3 separate regions of the Homo sapiens genome follow, and all the other regions are linked to region 1. A link is a contact called in ENCODE Hi-C or POLR2A ChIA-PET data. All regions are on one chromosome and are shown on one strand. The core of a region is the stretch at or near the end of the contact, and the rest is flanking DNA. Distances in the headings are between cores, read along the strand shown.

The links. Hi-C counts contacts between places; a loop is a spot of excess contacts on that map. ChIA-PET counts read pairs that join two places held with the same protein, here RNA polymerase II (POLR2A). Pooled maps may share reads with other maps.
Region 2: a loop to region 1 is called in a map of CD8-positive, alpha-beta T cell, with 14 times the contacts of the local background. The contact joins the promoter of TRIP4 here to the promoter of FEM1B in region 1. A Hi-C loop is called at or near these places in 2 of 168 maps with a recorded cell type or tissue (CD8-positive, alpha-beta T cell and naive thymus-derived CD4-positive, alpha-beta T cell) and 5 of 50 pooled maps.
Region 3: a map of CD8-positive, alpha-beta T cell shows a loop between it and region 1 (13-fold over the local background). The contact joins the promoter of PDCD7 here to the promoter of FEM1B in region 1. A Hi-C loop is called at or near these places in 1 of 168 maps with a recorded cell type or tissue (CD8-positive, alpha-beta T cell) and 5 of 50 pooled maps. POLR2A ChIA-PET finds 5 or more read pairs at or near these places in 1 of 52 experiments (HEK293).

Annotation. Positions count from the first base shown.
Region 1 is chr15:68,276,310-68,279,281 of GRCh38, forward strand. It overlaps FEM1B (fem-1 homolog B), which reads left to right and starts at 1,436. Exons shown (of 2, transcript NM_015322.5): 1 at 1,436-2,356. The coding sequence starts at 2,109. RefSeq lists enhancers at 1,432-2,333, 2,076-2,275 and a silencer at 1,716-2,045.
Region 2 is chr15:64,386,444-64,389,415 of GRCh38, forward strand. TRIP4 (thyroid hormone receptor interactor 4) reads left to right here and starts at 1,393. Exons shown (of 13, transcript NM_016213.5): 1 at 1,393-1,521. The coding sequence starts at 1,421. It also overlaps a transcript of PCLAF not described here. RefSeq lists enhancers at 1,108-1,608, 1,190-1,679, 1,609-2,109.
Region 3 is chr15:65,132,228-65,135,199 of GRCh38, forward strand. PDCD7 (programmed cell death 7) reads right to left here and starts at 1,581. Exons shown (of 5, transcript NM_005707.2): 1 at 685-1,581. The coding sequence starts at 1,554. RefSeq lists silencers at 807-1,206, 1,267-1,476 and an enhancer at 1,767-1,866.

The sequences.
Region 1 (2,972 bases), core at 186-2,685:
ATGGAGAGAATTTGAGAAGTGACCCACACCTCCACCAATAGCTGCAATGGAAGTGAGGCCTTTACCTCCTAGAATTGGAATGGTGGGGTTCAAATAAAATAATGTATGTGAACTTGTTGAGCCGAGCCCAGTCCCTTGGAGCCACATAAATGCATTTGTTCTTTCTCTATGGTAAATTTTGTCCTTTGGGGAAGGGAGGAAGAGGGAGGAAGTCACTTTCATATTGAGTTTTTTGAGACTGTCCCAGAAGCTTCATCACCTACCATTCACTCCTACCATCCTAATCCAAGGCCTGTCCCCCTATCTACTCTTGCCTTCCAGAGTTTATTCTCCATACAGCAGCCAGAGTGATCTTTTTAAAAAACACAAATAGCATCTTGTCACTTCCCTCTTTAAAACCCTTCAAATGCCCCCATCACAGAGTAGACTTAAACCCTTTGCTATGGGTTATTAGGCCCTAACGTGTGTTGCATCCTCTGACTTCATCTATCATTCTTACTGTGGCCCACTCTGCTGCAGCCACACTGACCTTTCTGTTTCCGAGCTCACCAGACTGTTCCCTCCTCAGGACTTTTATATTAGCTGTCCCCTTTGCCTAGAATACCGTCTGTTCTTGTCACTTGTCATAGAGGTCTTGTCTGATCACCCAAACTAAATGAGTGCCCCCATCATTCTATTTCATTTGCTTCAGAGCAAATGGTAATGATACCAGTTCAACTGATCTTGTCTATCATTTGTTGACTTATTTGTTCCATTACTGAATCCCTAGTGCTAAGCAGAGCCTGGCACGTAGTCGACCTCTAATATTCATTGGATAAACGATCGTTTCAAATCCTAACAACAATCTTGTGATGTCTGTGAGAAAACGGAGGTTCTGCCGGCTCAGGATGAGATTCCTGCTCTGTCTGAACGCGGGACTCGCTTTCCTTCCCAGGATACCTCGCTCCTTCCACCGCGAGCGCAGCTCCCCTTCGCTCCCATCTTTCTCTCACACTTAACCCCTTTCTCCGGGAAAGTCAGGCCGTACTTCCAGTCCCTTCTCAGAGCCTGGTGTTGTGGCTCTCAAGCCCTCCCACATTTCGGGAACTCAGAAACGCCGCCCTTTTCCTGAAATGGACCCTCCGAGTACGCGCAACCCCTTCCCTAACCCCGGCTCAGGGGCAGAAGCAGGACCCGCACCGTCTATAGTAAAATAGGGTGGTCTCCTTAGCCCATCAGCTTAGCGCCCTCACTCCGCCCCCACTCCCTGGCTGGAGACCCTCAGGGCCGTTTAGGGGCCAGGAGGAGGTTCCAGGAGTCAAGGACATTGAGGACATCCAGGCCCAAACGGGATGGGCCAACTACGCGCAGCAGAACCTTTCTCTACCGGGCCCGCGTGTGCCCGCCGGTCGGCTTAGGCGGAGACACCCCACTTAGCGTCCCTCCCGCTCCCGCCCTCTCCTCCCGGCCCTGTCTGCGAAAGCTCGTCTTCCTCCCCGCCCAAGTTCCGGCGCCGCTCTTGCGGGAGCGTTCCGCATCGCCCCGGGGGCCCCTACGCGAGGATCTCCGGGGCCGTTGGCAGCGCCTGGCACTTCTGAGCTCGGCGGACGAGAGCCTGCAGGTTTCCTCCAGTCAGGGACGGCGAAGGGCGGAAAGCGCAGGAGGAGGCAGTGTTAGGCCTTAGGCCGGGTGGGCCGGGTCAGGAGAGACGCGCCCATCTTTCGCCATCCGGGGTGCGCGAGGTCCTCTCGGGACCCGGCCGGCGACCCGTAGCTCGGGCACGCGCCTGTCGCATCCCGCAGGAAGGAGGGGTCCGGCCTGAGGCCCGGGGCGGCGTCCGCCATGGAGATCCCCTCGGTCCAGGGCCGGCGCCTGGGACCTGGCGGGCGGCCCTGACCGCCTTCCTCCCTGCGCGGGCTGGGTCGCGGACGTGCCCTTCGCGGCACTCGGCCTCCTCTGCGTCTCCGCCTTCCCTGGGCCGCACTGCTGCCTGGGCGCGGCGGCGGCGACGGCGCCCTGTTGAATGGGCTGTGAGGGCCCAGGTTTAAAGCGCTGGCGAACGCGGCCTCCGGGGGCGCACGGCAGCTGCAGCGGTGGCGACCAAACGGGTGTTGGAGTTGGCGGCGGCCATGGAGGGCCTGGCTGGCTATGTATACAAGGCGGCCAGCGAGGGCAAGGTGCTGACTCTGGCCGCCTTGCTTCTCAACCGGTCTGAAAGCGACATCCGCTATCTGCTTGGCTATGTCAGCCAGCAGGGAGGGCAGCGCTCCACGCCCCTCATCATCGCAGCCCGCAATGGACACGCAAAGGTGGTACGCTTGCTCTTAGAACATTACCGGGTGCAGACTCAGCAGACTGGCACCGTCCGCTTCGACGGGTAGGTACATCCCAAGCCAGCCTCTCTCCGACGCGCGCGGACTCGTTAATTCACGGGCCCTCCCCTCCCTCACCCTCTCTTACCCTCTCTTCATGTAGGTACTCACTTCTCCCCTTTTTGTACCACCTCCTGCCCCACTAATGCCCACTTCATCTTCCAGGGCTAATAATCCATCCCATGTTTTGCTGCCCGTCCTCATCAGCCCCTACCCCTCATTCCCTCTGTGGGAAGATAACCACACCCTCGGCCTTGAAATCTAATAGTCGTCTTCTCTACTAGATAGTCTGTGAACAAGCCATTTGGAGGAGGTGGCTGCCTTTCCAGGTTTTACTTTTAGTGGAACTGGTGATGTAACTGATCAGAAATTAAGGAGGTCAGCGGTTAACATTGAAGAACTCCGAAAGAGTTATTTGGGCATCCATTTTTACTCCCTTCAAGTGAGTGGTTCCGTAAAACCTTCAGTGGGCTGCTGGGCTTTAATGTCAAAATAAGCACCTAGAACCAGCAGCAGCTGCAGCATCATGAGGGATTGTCACGCAGCCAGACATCTCAAGACATGATTCTGATTCCTCCACGTTGCTCGGTGTAGATATATTGGCTACTAAGATGGCATTGG
Region 2 (2,972 bases), core at 143-2,642, 3.9 Mb before region 1:
TCAAGTAGCTGAGACTACAGGCATGTGCCACCATGCCAGGCTAATTTTTTTCATTTTTGTAGAGATGAGGATTCTCCTTATGCTGCCCAGACTGGTCCGGAACTCCTGGGCTCAAGTGATCCTCTTGCCTCTGATTCCCAAAGTGCTGGCATTACAGGCATGAGCCACCACGCCCAGTGTGTGTGTGTGTGTGTGTGTGTGTGTTTGTGTGTGTGTCTCCGTGTGCGCTCGGGTGATCCTCCCGCCTCGGCCTCCCAAAGCGCTGGGATTACAGGCATGAGACACTGCGCCCGGCCAATACACTCATGATTTTAATTATAATATTTATGCCAATGAAAACACTAGCAAAAAGGTAAAACAGCTGCCAATTTAATGTGACCACTTAGTCTAAACAGGCTAGTAGAAATGAAGAACTTTTAACCTGCAAATGCAACAAAAAGCCAGAAATGAATGGGAAGACATTATGATCTCCAGAAAAGTTTGGCTAAATTTTCCCCAGCCCATTGTCTTAGCGGGGTAGGGAATTGCAGACAGCCCTTAAATACTGTCATTTTTGGTTGAGAACTCATGTGGAAAGTCCTCAAAGCCAAATTCCAACTCCTGTTTTACTGTTTTTTACCCTCGAGCTTGCTGAGTTGTCTTGGCTCTCCTGGAAAATACATGGCTCAAAAAATAAAATAGAAGTTTTAGCGGTGTGAATCTAGTAGTCGACTACAGGGGGTATTAAAAATAAACACTCCATCCCGGTTAACACGTGAAACCGCGTCGCTACTAAAAATACAAAAAAAATTAGCCGGGCGTGGTGGCGGGTGCCTGTAGTCCCAGCTACTTGGGAGGCTGAGGCAGGAGAATGGCATGAACCCGGGAGGCGGAGCTTGCAGTGAGCCGAGATCATGCCACTGCACTCAAGCCTGGGCGACAGTGCGAGACTCCGTCTCAAAATAAATAAATAAATTAATTAATTAATTAAAAAATTAAAACCACCACCAGAGCAAAAACTTACAGCGCTTACAATACCTTCCACGTGCTGTTTTATTTTACATAAAACCATGACGATTAAAAAGCTGGCCTCTCAGCTTTCCGGGTATTGGTTTGTTTTCCCCCTAAACTGTCGTTTTTATAGGCACTTGCACTGTCTTCTTAGCAGAATTGCCAATGGCCTTCCTCGAGTCCTACGTTTAGCGATTGGCAAGAATCATGCACTGACAGAGCTCGACTCCGGAGGGCACAAGGAAGTAGACAACAAAGCAGGAAGAAGCAGGAGGCGCACAGATGGGCGGGATCTGCACTGGAGGCGGTGCGACCTTGCGGGGCGGTGCAAGCTGGCGGAACCCGCGTGAGAGAGGTTGGTGTTGCGAAGGGAACTAGTCCGGTGCAGGACGTGGGGCTTTTGCAGCTCAGCTGGTTCCGGCTGGGGAAGATGGCGGTGGCTGGGGCGGTGTCCGGGGAGCCGCTGGTGCACTGGTGCACCCAGCAGTTGCGGAAGACTTTCGGCCTGGATGTCAGCGAGGAGATCATTCAGTGAGAACAGTTCGGGTCCAAGCGGGGAAGGAGCTCTGGGATGTGCACTGCCTGAGCGAACCGGGAAGCGGGGAGGACTGAAAAGTTAAGAGAGAAATGTGATAAAGGGGCTGCAGTCTGTAGTCTGTAGGCGTCGAATTTTGGCCTCCACCTTTGTAGTTTAGTTTCTGGAATAGGGTGTCCGGCTCCACAGTCTGCCGGTCGGGCTTTTTTCCTGGGAAGACGCCCAATCTGTAATAATTAGAAATGCAAGGCTGTCCCAGGAGCCAGTTTCCTTTCTAGAGAGAAGGGGCAGGTCAAACTGTATTTCCTAACTTTGAACCCCTTACTCTTTTATTTATTTATTATTATTGTTGTTATTATTGAGACGGAGTCTCTGTCGCCCAGGCTGGCGTGCGGTGGCGCGATCTTGGCTCACTGCAACCTCCGCCTTCCGGGTTCAGGTGATTCACCTGCCTGAGCCTCCCAAGTAGCTGGGATTACAGGCACGCACCACCACACCCGGCTAATTTTTAAAAATTTTTAGTAGAGTCAGTGTTTCACCATGTTGGCCAGGCTAGTCTCCAGCTCCTGATCTCAAGTGATCCGCCCGCCTCGACCTCCCAAAGTGCTGGGATTACAGGCATGAGCCACCGCACCCAGATATACTCTGAACATTTTAGTCGGCCCAATCTGAGTTGTGTCAGTAGAGCCAACAGGGTCAGCTGTGTCAATAGGACCTAGAATTTAAGTGGAAGCAGCGTGGTAGAGTACAAATAGCTTCTGACTCTGGAGTCTCAGGTTCTATATTCTGTTGTCGTTTACCTGTTTTAGAACCCAGGACAACTTAATTTTTCTCTCTGTACCCTGGTTTCTTCATTTATAAGATTAATCATTAGTAGAGCTTATCATGCTTTATGACTCCTATGAAATGGAGATGGTGTACATGACTTAATATCTACTTTCAACTGATTGAAGAACATTTGTTGCGCTGCTGTTACACGCCAGGTGCTGGGGTAACAAAGACAAGACAGTTGGGTTCCCCTTCGTTGATGAGTGCTGAGGTTGGGGAAATGAAGGGGCTTGTTGGAGCACAAAATAAAGGATTCTCATTAAGATTTGAAAAACTCGGAAGGTTTATTGGAAAGGATAACTTTCACCCGAGAACTAAGGAATAGACAGAGGTGGCGGTCCAAAGTGTTCAGGCAGGGGAGAAAACTACAAAAATGGGACTTGATCGAAGAACTGAAAGTGTTCCTTCATTTGATTCCTTGGTCACTGATGTTGAAACCTAAATTGCTGTTCTAGGGCTTTTGTAGGAAGTAAGATGAGTTTCTGAGTTTCGGAGAAAATAGACTTTTGGCAAGGAGACAGTTCAAGTAGGTTATTTTAATGGATTTTTTTGAGGCCCTAGGAGATGGCTCAAGCCCTTATTCCCAGCACTTTGGGAGGTAGAGGTGGGAGGATTGCTT
Region 3 (2,972 bases), core at 331-2,830, 3.1 Mb before region 1:
TTGCCCCATCAGCTAATTAGAGTATATATATTCCTTGAGGTAGGGTCCCCAAGTTCTCTATTTTTTTTTTTTTTGAGACGGAGTCTTGCTCTGTCGCCCAGGCTGGAATGCAGTGGTGCGATCTCGGCTCACTGCAACCTCCGCCTCCAGAGTAGCTGGGATTACAGGCGCCCGCCACCACGCATGGCTAATTTTTGTATTTTTAGTAGAGACGGGGTTTCACCATCTTGGCCAGGCTGGTCTTGAACTCCTGACCTCGTGATCCACCCGCCTCCGCCTCCCAAAGTGCTGGGATTACAGGCGTGGGCCACCGCGCCCGGCCTGTATTTTGTATTCTTAAAACCACCTAGGGCAGTACAAGACACAAGGAACTAGACACTTACTGGTTTTGAGAGTAAGTGGACAATGTTGGAGCAGGATAGGGGAGACCTGTCATTCGTGCAGTGCCACCGTGTAATCCTATACTTTGTGTTTACAGGATTTTACAGTGCACCTGGAACTTTTGTGTACCACACATCATTAACACAAAATTAACATGGTGGTATGAGCTGGGAAGGTTAGCTATCGCTTCATTTTGCGCGTAAAACAGAGGCTTAGCCCTGGGAAATGGAAGTTTAAAGCCTCCTGCTGCTCCAGGTTCCAACCACCACCACTCCTACCCCCATGAGCGGCCGCTGCTCTCACCCGCTTCTTCTCCTCCACCTCCTGCACACACTTCACCCTCCAGCGGTCAATCTCCTGCTCGCGTTCCACTGCCCGCGCGGCCTCTGCCTCCCGCTCGGCCTCGCGTTCCCGGGCCCTCTCGCGAAGCCGCAGCCGGCGGCGCCGGACCCTCTCCAGCCTCCTCCGCGCCTCGCCCACATAGGCAGCCTGGGTCAACGGCTGTAGCCGCTCGGCCAGTTCCGCGCGCAGCGGCGCGGTCTGGGAGTACAGCAGGACCCAGGCCGCGCCGTCGGCTTCGGCCTCGCGCAGGGCCTGGCTCAGGCCGCGCAGCCGCCGCACCAGGCGCAGAGCCCGGAGCAATCGCGCGCGCACTTCGCCAAGGCTGGGCCCGGCATGCGTGCGCTGGGGCACCGGACAGCCTGCCCGCCGCGGGGTCCCGAACACCGCCTCCAGCCACTGCCGGTCGCGCAGGCGTTGGAGGGCCGCATCCCCGAGCACGTCGGCCGGCGGCGGCGGCGCCTCAGGCCACCGCGGGCTCCAGGGCGGCCCCGGGCCGGGAGGCGGTGGCCGCGGCCGCTCGCCGGCGTCGGTCCCCGGGAAGGGCCGACACTGGGGCGGCGGAGGAGGCAGCGGCGGTGGTGGCACCGGGTAGAAGGCGCCAGCGCCGCCTCCGCCGCGGGAGGCCTCCGCGGAGGCTCGGGGCTGCAGAGCCAGCGGAGGCTGAAGGAAGGGGGCGGAGGCCCCCGGAAAAGGGCCGGGCCGCTGGGGGAGAGGCGGCGGGAAAGCCGGGGAGGGCAGCGGCGGTGGCGGACAGCCGAAAGGAGCAGGAGGCGGCGGCTGCGGGGGCGGTGGGCCTGGGCGACCCTGGCCGAAGAATGGTGGCAGGGCCATGTTCACGACGGAGATGCTTTGAGAAGTGACAGGAATCTGAGTGGCTCCTCATGAGAACCTTCCGACGGAAGTGACGTCGTTACGACGCGCGACCCCTGTAGACTCGTCCCTCCGGAAGGCTCAGTGCATAAGTGGGCAGTCGTTCAACCTTCTGTCGTTCAGTTCATAAATACCGTTCTTATTGAGCATCCTAGGTGCAGAGCTACCCACTCCGCATACAGTGAGACTGAGAGATACAGAGCTTCTCTTCGTGGAACTATCTGCCTAGTATAACACACTAATCAATTAATCATGGTGAGTATCTTCGAGAAGTTGGAGAAGGTTATCCTAAGAAACTGCGGCTGCAGCTGAGATCTGGAAGATAAATAGTTAAATAGAAAAAGAGAGGGAAGCACAGTGCAGATGAGAACATGTGCAAAGGCCCTAGTAAATAGGAGTGTGACCAACTACCCATTTTCTTAGAAAAATGAATTATTTTTACTTTTCTCCTTTCACCCCACCTCCTATTTAGCTCTTTAGGAATGCAATTATAGGGTGGGTGCTGTGGCTCACGTCTGTAATCCCAGCACTTTGGGAGGCCGAGGCAGGCGAGATCGGCCTGTAGTCCCAGCCATTGGGGAGGCTGAGGTGGGAGGATCACCTGAGCCCTGGGAGGTAAAGACTGCAATGAGCCACGATAACGCCACTGCACTCCACCCTGGGCGACAGAATGACACCTGTCAAAAAAAAAAATCCAATTAACCTTTACCTTCTCTCCACCAGACACTCTCTACACTGTAAGCTTATCTAATTATGTGTTCGCTTATTAGTTCCAAGGACCGAAGCTTAAACCAGGGACCTCTGGAACTTTCCCATACCAGGGGATTGCCTGGGGACAACTGTCAATTTACAACCTAGCTCCCCGCTACCCCCCACCCCCCCTCCGCCTTCGCCCCAGCCTCCATGGCGCCAACCAGATCACTGATGGATACATAGGAGCAAGTCCCATAGACCCAGCACCTCCTTGGTCCCTCCCCACCCCTTGCATGCCATCCAGGTCAACCAAGTCCCGTGCACCCCCCACTTTTTTTGAGACAGAGTCCCTCTGTCACCCAGGCTGGAGTGCAATGACGCACTCTCCACTCACTGCAACCACTGCATCCCAGGTTCCAGTTATTCTTGGTGCCTCAGCCTCCCTAGTCAGTTGCTGGGATTATAGACCCCTGCTGCCACGCCTGGCTAATTTTTGTGTTTTTAGTAGAGAGGGGGTTTCACAATGCTGGCTAGGCTGGTCGTAAACTCCTTACATCAGGTGATCCGTCCACCTTGGCCTCCCAAAGTGCTGGGGTTACAGGTGTGAGCCACCACACCTGGCCACTTTCTTTCTTTTTTTTTTTTTATGAGACAGAGTCTCCCTGTGTCGCCCAGGCTGGAGTGCA